Linked DNA regions of Homo sapiens: region 2 is linked to region 1. Evidence: read pairs that join two places in POLR2A ChIA-PET (ENCODE). Cell type or tissue: IMR-90. All regions are shown on one strand.

What was found. Peaks named below come from ENCODE experiments on the same cell type or tissue, not always from the same donor. Only the 100,000 strongest peaks of a DNase experiment are listed, where the experiment ranks them.
Region 2: POLR2A ChIA-PET joins it to region 1 with 16 read pairs; 2 of 35 experiments call an interaction of 5 or more read pairs at or near these places.

What each region holds. Positions count from the first base shown.
Region 1 is chr2:42,522,838-42,530,837 of GRCh38, forward strand. It overlaps a transcript of MTA3 not described here. Among named protein-coding and RNA genes, the nearest start is that of KCNG3, 33 kb to the left of the region's middle. RefSeq lists enhancers at 2,191-2,691, 2,692-3,192. In IMR-90, no CTCF peak of the experiment used is centred here; no DNase peak of the experiment used is centred here; H3K27me3 peaks cover 144 bases.
Region 2 is chr2:42,797,818-42,805,817 of GRCh38, forward strand. It overlaps the pseudogene FTOP1. Among named protein-coding and RNA genes, the nearest start is that of TRI-TAT2-1, 8.7 kb to the right of the region's middle. In IMR-90, no CTCF peak of the experiment used is centred here; a DNase peak (open chromatin) is centred at 6,784; H3K27ac peaks cover 633 bases; H3K27me3 peaks cover 472 bases.

The DNA of each region.
Region 1 (8,000 bases):
TTACTTTGTCAGGTAGGCTAGAGTGCAGTGGCAGGATCACAGCTCCATTGCAGCTGCAACCTCCTGGGCTCTAGTGATCTTCCTGTCTCAGCCTCCCAAGTAGCTGGGACCACAGGCACTCGTCACCACACCCAGCTAATTTTTTTTTTCTTTGTAGAAACAGGGTCTCACTGTGTTGCCCAGTTTGGTCTTGAACTCCTGGGCTCAAGAGATCCTCCCATCTCAGGCCTCCCAGAGTGCTAGAATACAGGCGTGGGCCATCACACCCAGCCCAAAGATGAACTTTTCATCAGTGTTTATCCTAAAGGGGCTTTTAGTTCAATGTATATTCCTTGAACTTGGCCTCATAGTTCTGAATGTCAGTTGACTTCCCTGCCACCATGGGGTTGGATAGCTAGATGCCCCCCAAATCCACTCTCCCTTTCTTCCTGAGTAAGGAAGCAGTTATAGCAAGGCTGCATGTCCTGGGCAATCTTTGGGTAAGGTATGGCCAAGTACTAAGTCCTCATGATTGGCAAGAGAGCGGCAGTGAGACCAGGCCCTTAATTGAACGGCGTGTTCTCGTCAGGGTCTCTTCCCTGCTGCTGGAGCCTGAATAAGGCAACGATCCAGCCTCAACCAGGAAGATGAAGAAGAAAGAGCTACAAGAGGAAGAAACCTGACCCCTCAGTGACTTCAAGAGCAGAGCTGCCTGCCGACCTAGACGCTCATCTCAGTTGCTGTGTGAGACGGAAATCAGCGTTTGTTCTTTAAGCCACCGCATTCTGAAATTCTCTTTGAAACAGTAACTTATGGCTGGGTGCAGTGGCGCATGCTTGTAACCCCAGCACTTTGAGAGGCCGAGGCAGTAGGATCACTTGAGCCCAGGAGTTTCAGACCAGTTTGGGCAATGTGGCGAAACCTCTTCTCTAACAAAACAAAAACAAAACAAATAGCTGGGTGTGGTGGTGCATGCCTGTAGCCCCAGCTACTTGGGATGCTGAGGTGGGAGGATCACTTGAGCCGGGAAGTCAAGGCTGCAGTGAGCCATGATCGCACCATTGCACTCCAACCTGGGTGAAAGAGCCAGACCCTGTTTCTAAAATAAATAAGTAAATAAATAAATAAAAAAGGCAAGCCACGGACTGGAATAGAATATTTTTTAAAAAGAAAAAAAACCAGTAACTTAACAAACCCTCTCTCCCCAACAACTAATATGATTGCCTCTCCAGAAACAGAGACAATGTGTTGCCATGACCTGGGGGGGCCATCCTAAGAAACATCTTCAGCCAGGCTATGCTGACCCTAACAAAGGGAACCATGGTTCTAGATTGGAAACTCCTCAAGCCATTGGAGACACAAAGTAGTTCCTGGGCTTTGTACACTCTTCCCCTGGTAAAATTCCTGTCTTTCCCACACCACTCCCTTTGATTGACCTCCTGAAAAAGAGCATATGTTCAGCTTCAATGGTTGCAACCATTATTATTATTTTTTTTTTTTTTTAAATGGAGTCTCACCCTGTTGCCTGGGCTGAAGGGCCGTGGCCTGATCTGGGCTTGCTGCAAGCTCCGCCTCCTGGGTTCACGCCATTCTCCTGCCTCAGCCTCTCGAGTAGCTGGGACTACAATTGCCCGCCACCACGCCTGGCTAGTTGTGTTTTTTTTTTTTTTTTTTTTTTTTGTATTTTTTAGTAGAGATGGGGTTTCACCATGTTAGCCAGGATGGTCTCAATCTCCTGACCTCGTGATCTGCCCATCTCGGCCTCCCAAAGTGCTGGGATTACAGGTGTGAGCCACCGCGCCCCGCCAGCTGCAACCATTATTTGGGGGAAGTGCAAGACCATCTTCATCCCTGTATTGCTCTTCACATACCCTGGCCCAAGATTCATGCCAAAGACAGATGCTCCCAATCTTGGGGTGATGCTTCTTTGTCTCAGAACCTGAAAACACTAGGGCCCTAAAACTTTGTATTTTGACACTGGTGGAAGAGAACAAAAACCTATCTAGCATCCAAAAAAAAAAAAAGAAAAAAAGAGACACCTGCAGTAAGGCCACCTTCCAGGCCTGAAGGCATCCTGGCGGGGACCGAATACTCCATGACCACACAGTTGAATTACCGAAGGTGAAGCGCCTGTGGGTCTCTTTTTTTTTTTTTTTTATACTTTAAGTTTTAGGGTACATGTGCACAACGTGCTGGTTTGTTACATATGTATACATGTGCCATGTTGGTGTGCTGCACCCATTAACTCATCCTTTAGCGTTAGGTATATCTCCTAATGCTATCCCTCCCCCCTCCCCCACCTGTGGGTCTCTTGAGAGTTGAGATGTGGTAGGTACAGCAAGTTTGTTTTTCAGCACTTCAATTTCTTTTTCTTCTTCTTCTTTTTTTTTTTTGAATTTTGAGTTTGGGGTTTTGCTTTGTTGCCCAGGCTGGGGTGCAGTGGCACGATCTCAGCTCCCTGCAACCTCCACCTCTCAGGTTCAAGCAATTCTCGTGCCTCAGCCTCCTGAGTAGCTGGGATTACAGGCACTTACCACCATGCCTGGCTGATTTTTTGTATTTTAGTAGAGATGGGATTTCACCGTGTTGCCCAGGTTGGTCTTGCACTCCTGAGCTCAGGCAATCTGCCCGTCTCAGCCTCCCAAAGTGCTAGGATCAATTCCTTCCTTCCTTCCTTCCTTCCTTCCTTCCCCTTCCTTTCTTCCCTTCCTTCCTTCCCCTTCCTTCATTCCTTCCCCTTACTTCCTTCCTTTCCTTCCTTCCCCTTCCTTCCTTTCCTTCCTTCCTTTCCTTCCTTCCTTCCTTCCTACTTTCTTTCTTTCTTTCTTTCTTTTTTTCCTTCTTTCTTTCTTTCTTTCGTAGATGAGGTCTCGCTCCCTCATCCAGGCAGGAGCACAGTGGCACAATCTCGGCTCACTGTAACCTCTGCCTCCGAGGCTCAAATGATCCTCCCACCTCAGCCTCTCAAGAAGCTGGGACCACAGGTGCACGCCACCATGCCTGGCTAATTTTTTGTATTTTTCGGTAGAGACGGGGTTTCACCTCGTTGCCCAAGCTGGTCTCAAACTCCTGAGCTCAGGCAATCCACCTGCCTCAGCCTCCCCAAGTGCTAGGATTACAGGCATGAGCCACCGCGCCTGCCCTAGCACTTCAGTTTCAACCTATCCTTTGCCAGAGAGAAAGAACCCCCTCGTTAATGCCTTCCTTGGAATCCAGAGTACCCAGGAATTTCAAATGCCACCTGAAGAAACCCACAGCCAGGTAACCCCACCTTGACCTAGAAATAATTGCCCAGAACCAACAGTAACAATGCTCTAATCCCAAGAGTCCCATCACCCAGATAAAGCCCCAGAGAAAGGCCGGTACAGGGGTGGCTGCCTTCCCTTATAGCTGGTTGTTTGCCCTGCTGGGTTTTGTTTAGTTTTTGTTTTTGAGACAGGGTCTCACTACGTTGCCCAAGCTGGTCTCAAACTCCTGTGCTCAAGCAAGACTCCCATCTCAGCCTCCTGGGTAACTGGGATTACAGGCGCATGCCACCGAGGCCGATTGGCCTTCTGGGTGAGGCCAAGATTCCTGGCTCTCCCTGTGTCCCACACTTCTCCAGAAGCCCCCAGGGTCCTGCCAAGATGATCAGTACATTCCTTGGAATGTCTATTGGCCCTACCAACACTCAGTGTGAACCCAGATACATCACAGGCACTCGGATGTCAACATCCACCGTCATCTCTGGGCACCCTGGCAGACGGCTTGTGACATTATTTACCTCTATGATCCCCTATTTTGGGACCATGATTTATTTGTCCTTCCTTCTATTCAACAACATTTACTGAGAAATTGGTATGTGGTTAGGCACCGTTCTAGTATCTGAAACAACAGGGTGAATAAAAGTGAACCTGAAAGAGGCTACCCTTCAAGATGGATTCAATGGGCTAATGACATAAATTTCAAATAGAGCCAGGCTGGGTACAGTGGCTCACGCCTGTAATCCCAGCACTTTAGGAGGCCAAGGCGGGCAGATCATGAGGTCAAGAGATCGAGACCATTCTGACCAACATGGTGAAACCCCGTCTCTACTAAAATAACAAAAATTAGCTGAGTGTGGTGATGCTTGCCTGTAGTCCCAGCTACTCGAGAAGCTGAGGCAGGAGAATCACTTGAACCCAGGAGGGAGAGGTTGCAGTGAGCTGAGATCCCGCCACTGCACTCCAGCCTGATAACAAAGCAAGACTCTGTCTCAAAAAAAAAAAAAAAAAAAAAAAAAGAGCCAAGCAGCCATTTGCGGACTAGAGGTTACAAATGTACTCCGAGTTTCCAGAAAACCCCTACTTCTTTAACTTTGGGACTTTTGGAGCTCACCTGAACCAATCAATCAAAGCTCAACTGAACCAACCAATCAGGCCTCAGCTGTATCAACAAATCAAGGCTCAGCTGTGTTGACCAATCAACACTCAGCTGCATCACCCAATTGGAACTAAGCAAGTTTGAATCCTTCATTTGCATAAATGGACCTGATCAGGAAATGGGGCCCAAACTTTTGTTATAAAACCCAACTCCTCCCTTTGTTCTTTGGACCACACCTTCTTTTATAGTGAAGGCCGCATCTCTGAGGTTTGCAAACTGTCCACTGCAATACTCTTTTTTCCTCTAGATTCCTTTTCAGAGAACTTTTGTTCACAATAGCAATGAACAAAATCAACAAAATCTGTAGCTTTGGCCCTTATATTCTAGGGGTGGAGGGAGATGATAACTTTAAAAAGCAAATACAGACATTTATCTACATTATCTACAGAATACCTGACCAGTACTCCTCAAAAGTGTTAAATAAAGTTTAATAATTTTTTTAATTAAATATATATTAGGTGCTGATGAATGGCATCAAGAAAAAGCAGGAGTATCAGGCATGATGGCATTTGCATATGTTTCAGCTACTCAAGACACTGAGGTAGGAGGGTCACTTGAGCCCAGAAGGGTGAGGCCAGCCTGGTCAATATAATAGGATCATGTCTTTAAAAAAAAAAAAACAAAAACAAGTGCTATTTCTCGAACATAGTAAGGGTTTTGTCCTCCATGAGATAGCATGAGATCTCTCCTTGGTCTTATGACTTCTTTTTCTTTTCTTTTTTGAGACGGAATCTCACTCTGTCACCCAGACTGGACCAGTACAGTGGTGCAATCTCAGTTCACTGCAGTCTCCACCTCCCGGGTTCAAGTGATTCTCTTGCCTCAGCCTCCCGAATAGCTGGGACTACAGGCACGTGCCACCATGCCCAGCTAATTTTTTTGTATTTTTAGTAGAGACAGGGTTTCACCGTGTTACCCAGGATGATCTCAATCTCCTGACCTCGGGATCTGCCCGCCTCGGCCTCCCTAAGTGCTGGGATTACAGATGTGAGCCACCGTGCCCGGCCCCCTTTTTTTTTTGGAAATAGAGTCTTGCTCTGTTGCCCAGGGTGGAGTGCGGTGGCGTGATCTCGGCTCCTGCAGCCTCCGCCTCCCAGGTCCAAGCTATTCTCCTGCCTCAGCCTCCCAAGTAGCTGGGATTACAGGCACCTGCCACCACACCCGGCTAATTTTTGTATTTTTAGTAGAGATGGAGTTTCGTCATGTTGGCCAGGTTGGTCTCGAACCCCTGGCCTCAAGTGATCCACCCGCCTCGGCCTCCCAAAGTGCTGGGATTACAGGCATGAGCCACCGCGCCTGGACGGTCTCATAATTTCTAAATGGCATGTGTCTTTGCGGAGAGCCAGGGAAATTACTTGTTTCTTTTGTAAAGGAGCACAGTTTTTAGAGACAGACCTGGTCATTTGAATCTTGGCTTTACTACTGAAGAGATGTGTGATCTTCGGAAAATTGCCTGCCCTTTCTGAGCATCAGTTTCTTCATTGATTTCAGCCACTTTCAGTTTTGTTTGTTCATTTTGTTAAAAGAAAGACTTTAGACAAATTAAATTTAACAGAGTTTAATTGAGCAAAGAACGACTTGTGACTTGGTCAACCCCCAGAACAAGAAGAGGTACAGAGCAACTCCATGCTGCTGTGTGGTCAGAGAATTTATGGACAGAAAAAGAAAGTGACACACAGAAACAGCTGGATTGGTTACCCTGCAGCGTTTGCCTTATTTGAATAGGGTTCAAACATTTGGTTACCTTTGTTTGGCAAAACTTGGAGATTGGTACTGGAGTAGTTTGTAGCCTGTTTACACATCCCGTTAAGTTACAGTTTACCATGTGAAAAAGAAACCTTTAGGCAGAACTTAAAATATGTAGGAGGCAGCTTTAGGCTAAACTTAATTTACTGGGTTTTTTTGTTTGTTTGTTTTAAGCAGTGGAGCCATTTAAAAAAACAATATGGCTTGCAAAATCTTGATGTATAAATAGATAAAAAGGAACTCTCTTGGGTTAGGGGGAGCTTAGAGAGTAAAGGGCAAGACCAGCTAGGCCTCTTTACTCTCTTTTACTATCCTATTCTAAGCAGTCCCCAGAGGATCTCTATAATCTGGGAGCTTCGCAGGGCAGTGTTTGAAGACCACTGTTCTAGACCAAAGGAATTGGCACAGCTTCACCAGCCCCTGGTCTTGGTCCATCATGCTCCAGGTCCTCACCTGTCCTTAGGTGCCAAGGGCCATAAGACAACCACCTACTGTTTAAGCAACTGAGAGCCAAGAGAGAAAGACCTTCTGCACCTCACCTTGTCCTGTACCCTCGTTTTTATTTCCAATCTAAGGACTTACTGTTTCTTCAGTGATTGGCACCAAGCATAACCTCACTCCTCAGGTGATTGTGCCTCCCACGTGTTTTCTGTTTCCTTTGCAAGGCCCTAACTCTTGGCATTTGGGTAGCAGCGGTGTGAGACAGGCAATGTGACCAGCAGTGAGGTATTTGAGGAGCATCTGATGAACTTCATCCATCTGAATTTCCCTGCCCTACAACTGAAGTTGTTAATGCTGGGCACAGAATGGTGTAGGGCAGGTTCTTAACCATAAGGACCAGGAGGCAAAGAAAATCTAAAAGGTTTAACGGCACTCCATAAAAATGCATCAATCCAGATGAGTCGGTCAGAGAGGCAAAAACTTCTCATTAAGATTACAATCGGACAGGCGCGGTGGCTCACGCCTGTAATCCCAGCACTTTGGGAGGCCAAGGCAGGAGGATCACGAGGTCAGGAGTTCGAGACCAGCCTGGCCAACATGGTGAAACCAGTCTCTACTGAAAATACAAAAATTAGCCGGGCGTGGTGGTGGGCGCCTGTAATCCCAGCTACTCGGGAGGCTGAGGCAGGAGAATAGCTTGAAACCGGAGGGCAGAGGTTGCAGTGAGCCAAGATCATACCACTGCACTCCAGCTTGGGCAAAAGAGCAAAACTCCATCTCAAAAAAAAAAAAGATTACAACCATTGCCGGCATGGTGGCTCCTGCCTGTAATCCCAGCACTTTGGGAGGCCAAGACAGGCGGATCATGAGGTCAGGAGATTGAGACCGTCCTGGCTAACATGGTGAAACCGTCTCTACTAAAAATACAAAAAATTAGCCAGGCTTGGTGGCGGGCGCATGTAGTCCCAGCTACTTGGGAGGCTGAGGCTGGAGAATGGCGTGAACCCAGGAGGCGGAGCTTGCAGTGAGCCGAGATGGCGCCACTGCACTCCAGCCTGGGCGACAGAGCGAGACTCCGTCTCAAAGGAAAAAAAAAAGGGCTGGGAGCGGTGGCTCATGCCTGTAATCCAACAATTTGGGAGGCCGAGGCGGGCAGATCACCTGAGGTCGGGAGTTTGAGACCAGTCTGACCAACATGGAGAAACCCCCTCTCTACTAAAAATACAAAAAATTAGCTGGGCGTAGTGGCGCATGCCTATAATCCCAGCTACTCGGGAGGCTGAGGCAGGAGAATCGCTTGAACCTGGGAGGCGGAGGTTGCGGTGAGCCGAGATCACACCGTTGCACTCCAGCCTGGGCGACAAGAGTGAAACTCTGTCTGAAAAAAAGAAAAAAGAAACTTAATCCCCATTGTGGTAGTATTTTTTGTTTGT
Region 2 (8,000 bases), 270 kb after region 1:
CCTGCCTCAGCCTCCCGAGTAGCTGGGATTGCAGGTCCGTCCATGCCATCATGCTAATTTTTGTATTTTTTTTAGTGGAGACAGGGTTTCACCATTTTGGCCAGGCTGGTCTGGAACTCCTGGCCTCAAGTGATCTGCCCACCTCGGCCTCCCAAATTGCTGGATTACAGGGCGTGAGTCACTGCACCTGACCCTCGGTGTATTTTATATTAGACCCTTTCACTGGCCATGGTACCATAAAGAACCTAGTGTTCAGGGACTTGTAGGTGCAACCTGGATTACCAATGAGGATGGGAGATACTGAAGTGAGCAAATCTTTGCCTTGGATCCTAACCAGGGCTCAAAATAAGCAGCCATGCTTGTGCAGTGTGAGAAAAGCTTCTTGAGCCTCTTTTTTTTTTTTTTTTTTTTTTTGAGACGGAGTCTCACTTTGTCTCCCAGGCTAGAGTGCAGTGGCTCGATCTTAGCTCACTGCAAGCTCTGCCTCCCAGGTTCACGCCATTCTCCTGCCTCAGCCTCCCGAGTAGCTGGGACTACAGGCATCCACCACTACGCCCGGCTAATTTTTAAAAATATTTTTAGTAGAGATGTGGTTTCACCGTGTTAGCCAGGATGGTCTCGATCTCCTGACCTCGTGATCCTCCTGCCTCGGCCTCCCAAAGTGCTGGGATTACAGGCGTGAGCCACTGCGCCCGGCCTCTTGAGCCTCTTTATGGAGCTCCCCAGATACACTGCTGGCTTCTTGGAGAATTAATTTAGGATATTTCAGCTGCCACGGCTGATAGAATTCATCTTTGGGGGTCAGATAAGGAAGCCAAGTGTCTTCAAACTCTTCAAAATGCCTCAGTTTCTTAGCTTTGCACTCTTGTTCCTCGGCAATCAGGGTGTGCTTCATGCGGCCACTAAAGCCACCTTCCTAAGTCATTAAGGTTTGGTTTGGTTTTGTTTTTTGAGACAGTCTCACTCTGTCGCCCAGGCTGAAGTGCAGTGGCACAATCTTGGCTCACTGCAACCACCACCTCCCGGGTTCAAATGATTCTACTGCCTCAGCCTCCCAAGTAACTGGGATTACAGGCGCGTGACACCATGCCCGGCTAACTTTGTATTTTTAGTAGAGACAGGATGTCACCATGTTGGCCAGGCTGGTCTCGAACGCCTGACCTCAAGAGATCCACCCGCCTCGGCCTCCCAAAGTGCTGGGATTATAGGCATGAGCCACGTGCCCGGCACTAAGTCATTAAGTTTTGAGGGTGGTTTGTTATACTGCAGTAGATAACTGAGACAACAGGTATATGGTTTCCCTGCATCATTTTGTTTTAGATATATCTTTCATGAAGGGCACCTACCTGGAGTTTAAAAAAAATCCAATCTGTTAGTTACGTGTTTAGTAGTCATTGGATTCAACTCTTTCATATCTATTTAATTATTGCTACATTTGTACTTATTCGTAGCATCTTCTTTTGGTTTTGTAACTACCATGTTGTGTGAGTTTCCTATAGCTGCTATAATAAATTACCACAGGCCCAGCATGGTGGCTCAAACCTATAATCCCAGCACTTCGGGAGGCCAGGGAGGAAGGATGGCTTGAGGCCTGGAATTTGAGACCAGCCTGGGCTATATAGCCAGATGCTGTCTTTACGAAAAAATAAAATAAAATAAATTGAAAAAAATCACAAACTTAGTGCCTTAAAACAACACAAATGTATTGTCTTATAGTTTTGAAGGTCAGAAGTCTGAATGGGTCTTATAGGCTAAATCAAGGTATTGTCAGAGCTGCATTATTTCTGAGAACTCTAGAAGAAAATCTGTTCTCTTGCCTTTTCCACCTTCTAGAAGCCACCTGCATTCCTTGGCTCACAGGGTGCCTTCCTTCTTCATTAAAACACATCATTTCATTCTCTTTTTTTGTTGTCACATTTCCTCTGTAACTAATCCTTGTGATTACATTGGGCCTACCCAGATAATCCAGGATAATCTCTTCATCGAACTACTTAATCACATCTGCAACATCCCCTTTTGTTTTGTAAGGTGACATACTCAGATTCCGGGGATCAGGACAGGAGATTTTTGAAAAGAACCAAGAAGGATTATTTCATCTACCACACATCCCTTTTCCTGGTTTCTTTTTTATCCTCTTTTTTGCTTTCCTAATCTATCAAGATGCTTGTGGCTGCAAAGTAGCAGAGGCCTTAGTTAAACAATGCTGTAATCAACAGAAAGACAGAAGGCTTACACAACTGGATACCCAGAGGAGAGTGAGCCCGTGACTCAGCATCGCCATCATGGACCCTGGTTCTTTCCATCCCTCCCATCTGCTACCCATAGCATTAGCTTCATCCCGAGGCTGGTTCCTTGAGTGGCCAAGGGATGAGGCTGGAAGTGTCCTTATTCACACCCACTGAGGGAGATAGTTGAGTACTTATCACTTTCCATTTGGACCCGGTTTCACAAGCTTGGCACTATTATTATTATTAGCAGTAGTAGTGGTAGGGACGGGGGTCTCACTCTGGAGCTGTCTCACTCTGTTGCTCCAGGCTGGAGTGCAGTGGTGTGATGACAGCTCACTGCAACCCTGAACTCCTGAGCTCAAGTGATCCTCCTGCCTCAGCCTCCCAAGCAGCTGGGACTACAGGTGCGCATCACCACACTGGATTCATTTTTAAATTTTTTGTAGAGATAGGTCCTCGATATGCTGCCCAAGCTGCTCTCAAAGTCCTTGGCTCAAGCGATCTTCCCACCTTGGCTTCTCAAAGTGTTGGGATTACAGGCGTGAGCCACTAAGCCCTGGCTCCCTTAGCAGTTTCCAAACCCACCCTGTGGTTTTCCCAATACCTGCAGAACCAGCTTTAAAGTGACCACAGCAGAGATGCCAGTGCAGATGCTGGAGCCTTTCCTCAGAAGTCTGAGTTTCAATTATGCAGAGGGCTCTTCCTCCAACTTCTAAGCTTTAGTGGTTCAACTTCTTCCTTTGTTCTCTCAGCCCGAGTGGGTAGCTGCTTCTTGCAGTTACTAACTTAAGTGATACTGCAGATTTGTTTTTTTGACTTTTCAGTTATCTAGTTAATAACCATAAACCTAGTTAACAGTTCTCTGTATTACATTGTCTCTGTTAAATAATTGGTATAGTTTCTGTCCCCTGACTGATGTATCTTTATAAGCTTAATTCTCTATTACGATACATTTGTTTATGGTTGTGATTTGCACCTCTGGGAGGGTTAGGTTCTAAGATCAGGGTATCAAACAATAAAACTTGTTGGTCCCCCAATACACTGCCTCCTTAATGTAATCGAAATTGGCTGTTGGCCCTGGGATGGAGCCAGCTACCCTAGCTAAGACACTGTTGGGCAGTGCAGAGCAGAATTTGGCAGCTGAGGAGAAGGCCTCTCATCTGGCTGTGGTCAGTGTCAGTTCCTCAGGGCTCTCTGCAAACAGAACTGGAAGTTTATGCTCCCTTTTACCCCACAGGCAGAAGGTCCCTCTGGGAGAAATTCATAGGCCAGCTCTGTGCTGAGATTTCAGTTTAGCTTATATATCTGCTACATTTCCATTTTCCCCTGCTCCAGGGCCAGTTGGACCACCCCTCCCTCCCTGTCTTCCCTCCCTCCTTTCTCCATGAAGACATTTTTCAGCTCCCTCGTCTTCTTTCTCTTTTTTGCCAGGGGCCATTGAATGCTACCTCATTTCAAATCACTCTGGGTTAGTGCCCTCCTCCCAGCCCCCATATCCTCTGGCATGTGCCTCATTCTTCCTGGCATGGATCCCGCATGTCTTAGATGGGAGAAGGCATGCATGGATTCTTATGAGTCCCGGGTACTGTGAGCAGTGGCCAAGCTTGGCATTTCTTGTAGCCCAGATGTCATGGAGGAATTCATACTTGCTACCTACAGATAAAGAAACAGAAAATCAATGACTTACCCGAGGCATTTAGCCACTCCTACAACTTAATTAAAAAAAAAGACCAAAACCCAAAAACAAAAAAGAAGACAAACAAAAAACAACAAAACAATGGGCAAAAGGTTTGAGCAACCATTTTATAAAGATACACAGATGACCAATAAGCACACACAAAATATTGCTTAACATCATTAGTTGAGCAATTAATGACATGCTCAAATTAAATATATGCAAATTAATTTGCATTGTATAAATGCAAATTAACATGCAAATTAAATATACAATGAGATACTATTACACACCCGGTAGAATGGCTAAAATTAAAGACTGACAATATGAAGCATTGGTGAGGATGTCAAGCAACTGGAACTCTCAACATTACTGGTGGGAGTATAAGGTGGCACAACTAATTTGAAAAAAAAGAGTTCCATAGTTTCTTATAAAACTAAACATAGGGGTCGGGTTCTGGGGCTCATGTCCGTAATCCCAGTGTTTTGGGAGGCTGAGGTGGGAAAATCCCTTGAGGCCAGTAGTTCACGACAAGCCTGGGAAACATGGCAAGACCTCATTTCTAATTTAAAAAAAAAAGTTCGCAGACAGTGGTGGCGTGTGCCTATAGTCCCATCTACTGGGGAGGCTCAGGCAGGAGGATTGCATGAGCCCGGGAGTCTGAGGTTGCAGTGGGCTATGATGGCATCATTGCACTCCAATCTGGGCAACAGAGATAGACCCTGTCTCAAAAACAAAGCCCCAAACAACCACCAAACATAGGACCTTTATCAAAATTAAAAACTTTTGTGCATCAAAGGACACTATCAAGAGAGTGAAAAGGCAAGCTACAAAATGGGAGAAAATATTTGCAAACCATGTATCTGATAACGGGTTAATAGCCAGAATATAAAACAACTCCCCAAACTCAACAACAAAAAAAACAAGCAACAGAATTTAAAAAATAGGCAAAGGACTTGACAGACATTCCTCCAAAGGAGATATATAAATGGCTGATAAACCCATAAAAAGATGCTCACATCACTAATGATTAGGGATGCGCAAATCAAAACTACAGTGAGATAGTGCTTCATTTCATTAGGATGGCTATTATAAAAACAACAGCAACCACAACAAACCAAAACATAAAATGGCAAGTGTTGGTGAAGATGTGGAACTCTTGTGTATTTTTAGTGAGAATGTAAAAATGGCACAGCTGCTGTGGAAAACTGTATGGTGGCTTATCAAAAAAATTGAACATAGAATTAACTGTATCTTCCAGGAATTCCACTTTTAGAGATACACCCAAGAGAACTGAAAGCAGGGACTCAAACAGATATTTGTACACCGATGTTAGTAGTAACATTAGTCACAATAACTAAAAGATGAAAACAACCCAGCGTCTATTGACAGATGAATGTATAAACCAAACGTAGTATCACATATAATGAAATATTATTCAGCCTTAAGAAGAAATGAAGTTTTGATAGATGTTACAACATAAATAAGCCTTAAAAATATTACGCTAAGTGAAACAAACCATGCACAAAGGACAAATATTGTATGATTCCACTTTTATGAATACTCAGAATAGTCAAATTTGTAGAGATAGAAGGTAAAATAGTGGTTACTGGGCTCGGGGGAGGAGGTAATGGAGAGTTATTGTTTAATGGGTATGGGGTTTCAGTTGAGATGAGAAAAAAGTTGCGGAGATGAATAGTGGAGATGGTTGTACAACAACGTAAATGTATTTAATGCCACTGAATCACACACTTAAAAAGGGTTAAAATGGTAAATTTTATGTTCTGTATATTTTACCACTATAAAAAGAAAAAAATAGCCAGGTGTGGTGGCTCACGCCTGTAATCCCAGCACTTTAGGAGGCTGAAGCGGGCAAATCACTTGAGGTCAGGAGATATAAAAAAATTAGCCGGGCGTCATAATGTACTAAATGCCACTGGATTGTACAATTTAAAAACAGTTAAAATGGTAAATTTTATGTTATGTGTAATTTGCCACAATAAAAATGCTAAAAACAAAGAAACTATACAGAAACATACCTTACAACCCAGCAATTCCATTTCTGTATTTATCCAAGAGAAATAAAAATAAAAATACTTGTACACATATGCTCCTAGAAGCTTGTAAAAGCCCCACATAGGAAAGAGCCTAGGATGTCCATCAATAGGAGAATGGCTCAGCCAACTGTGGTATATATGATCAATGGACAACTATTGAAGTCACTCAACCAGTTGGTTGAGCAGAAACATGGATGTAGATTGTTTTACTCCAGTTTCTTGTCTTTCTTCTTCCCCACAAGGTGGGCTTTCCCACTCACCCAAAAATTTTGACCTAAGGAACACCTTGAGTGTTACTGAAACCCTAGAGCTCCCTGGCGGGCTCTGTTGAAACTCTTCCTTTGTCCTCTCACAGGAAAGTCATCATCTGTGCTGTGGCCTCCGAGACCTCTATCTGGTCCCATAGGTTTGGGTCCATCCCTTGCCAGGATTGACAGAGGAACCCTCCCCATTCCTCAGCAGAGGGGAATCTAGGCACAGAGGCGCCCAGCATGCCTGGGTCATGGTTTTCACCTCTCTAGGGGTCAGAATTCTAACTGGTCTTTCTTTCCCATGTTTCAAGTTGGAATGCTTTGGCCACCAATACACAGGCTTCTGTGAGCCTGACAAGAGCCTCTCTTGGGGGTGACCCTGAGAGGCACAGAGTTGTCAAGGCCAGGCATGCTCACTGTTCTCCAAGTTGCAAAATGAGCCATCTACTCCATACAGTTTGAGGGCATGGATCTTCAGTTGCACAATCTGTATTTGAATCTTAGCTTTACCACTTGTTTTGGTAAACTGCACGACCTCACTGTGCTGCACGTTCCTCATTGGTGAAAGGAAATGAGAATGCTACTTGCTTCATGGGGTTGCTGTGAGGATGAAATTGCTTCATAGGGTGTCAAGTTCTTGGAGTTGGTGCGTAGCACATGATAAGTACTATGTAAGTGTATTATTTTTACCCACCAACCACCATGTTCTCCATGTTCTTTGAAGGCTGTTGTTCTCCAACAAGTGAAAAGAAATAATTAATGCATCCTATCAGTCAGGATTCAGACACACCAGTAGTTTGAATAGGGAAAATTTAATGTAAAAAATTATTAACTAGTAAAGGAGGATTCATTACGAAGAAGGGTAAATGGAACTCTAGATAATTCAGGAATAACAAAGGGAGCAGCCACTACCTCTAGGGCTGACATAGGGAACCCAAGGAAGCAACAAACTCTCCCTCCCCTCCAAGGCTGAGATTCAGAGTTCACTGGTGAGGGTGGCTCCGGGGCCTGCGGATGGTGGAGGAGTTTGCTGAGGTGCTGCAGGCTGAGGATGGCAAGCAGGAAACTCTGTCGGGTGCTGGCAAAATCTCACCGGGAAGCCGCCCACTGGCAGCTGTGCTGTAGGAGCCAGAAGAAAAGCACTGAGCTAGGAAGAGAAGTCCCTTCTAGTGTTCTTCTAGCACTTTCTACTGACAAGACCTAACAGTGGCACCAGCTGACAAGACAAATACTTTCAGGGTCCAGCTCCAAGATCACAAAGCAGGGCCAAGAAGGGCGAATTTGGAGTAGAGCAGTACGAAATGGACTGGTACACACCCCATCCATGTTCTTATAGAGACGTTTAACAAGGAGTTTTCCCTAATTATGGTTTATATATTTATGGTAACACAAAAGGGAGCTAGGATTAGGGTGACCATATGTTCCAAATTGTCCGGGACGGCACAATTCATGCTTGTTGGTCCAGTATTATTAACAGTGCTCCTTTTGACTCTCAGAAATGTCCCTGTTTGGAGGATAAATTATGTGGTCACATTATCTACAGATGCATCAGCTTCCATGAAACTAACCTTCCCACTGCTAGTAGCTAGAAATTCTGTAAATACCCCACCCTACCCCCAATCTGTCTGAATGCAACAATGAGCCACCAAGGCAGCCTAAGGGCTAAGGGGCCAAAATTTCATGGAGAAGAGAAGTGCATTCAGGGGGGCTCAGCACCCTGAGCTGCTGTCCTCCTTGAAGTGTTTGTCAGTGACAGAAACTATGAGGCTGAAAAGGTGAGCAGAAAGCA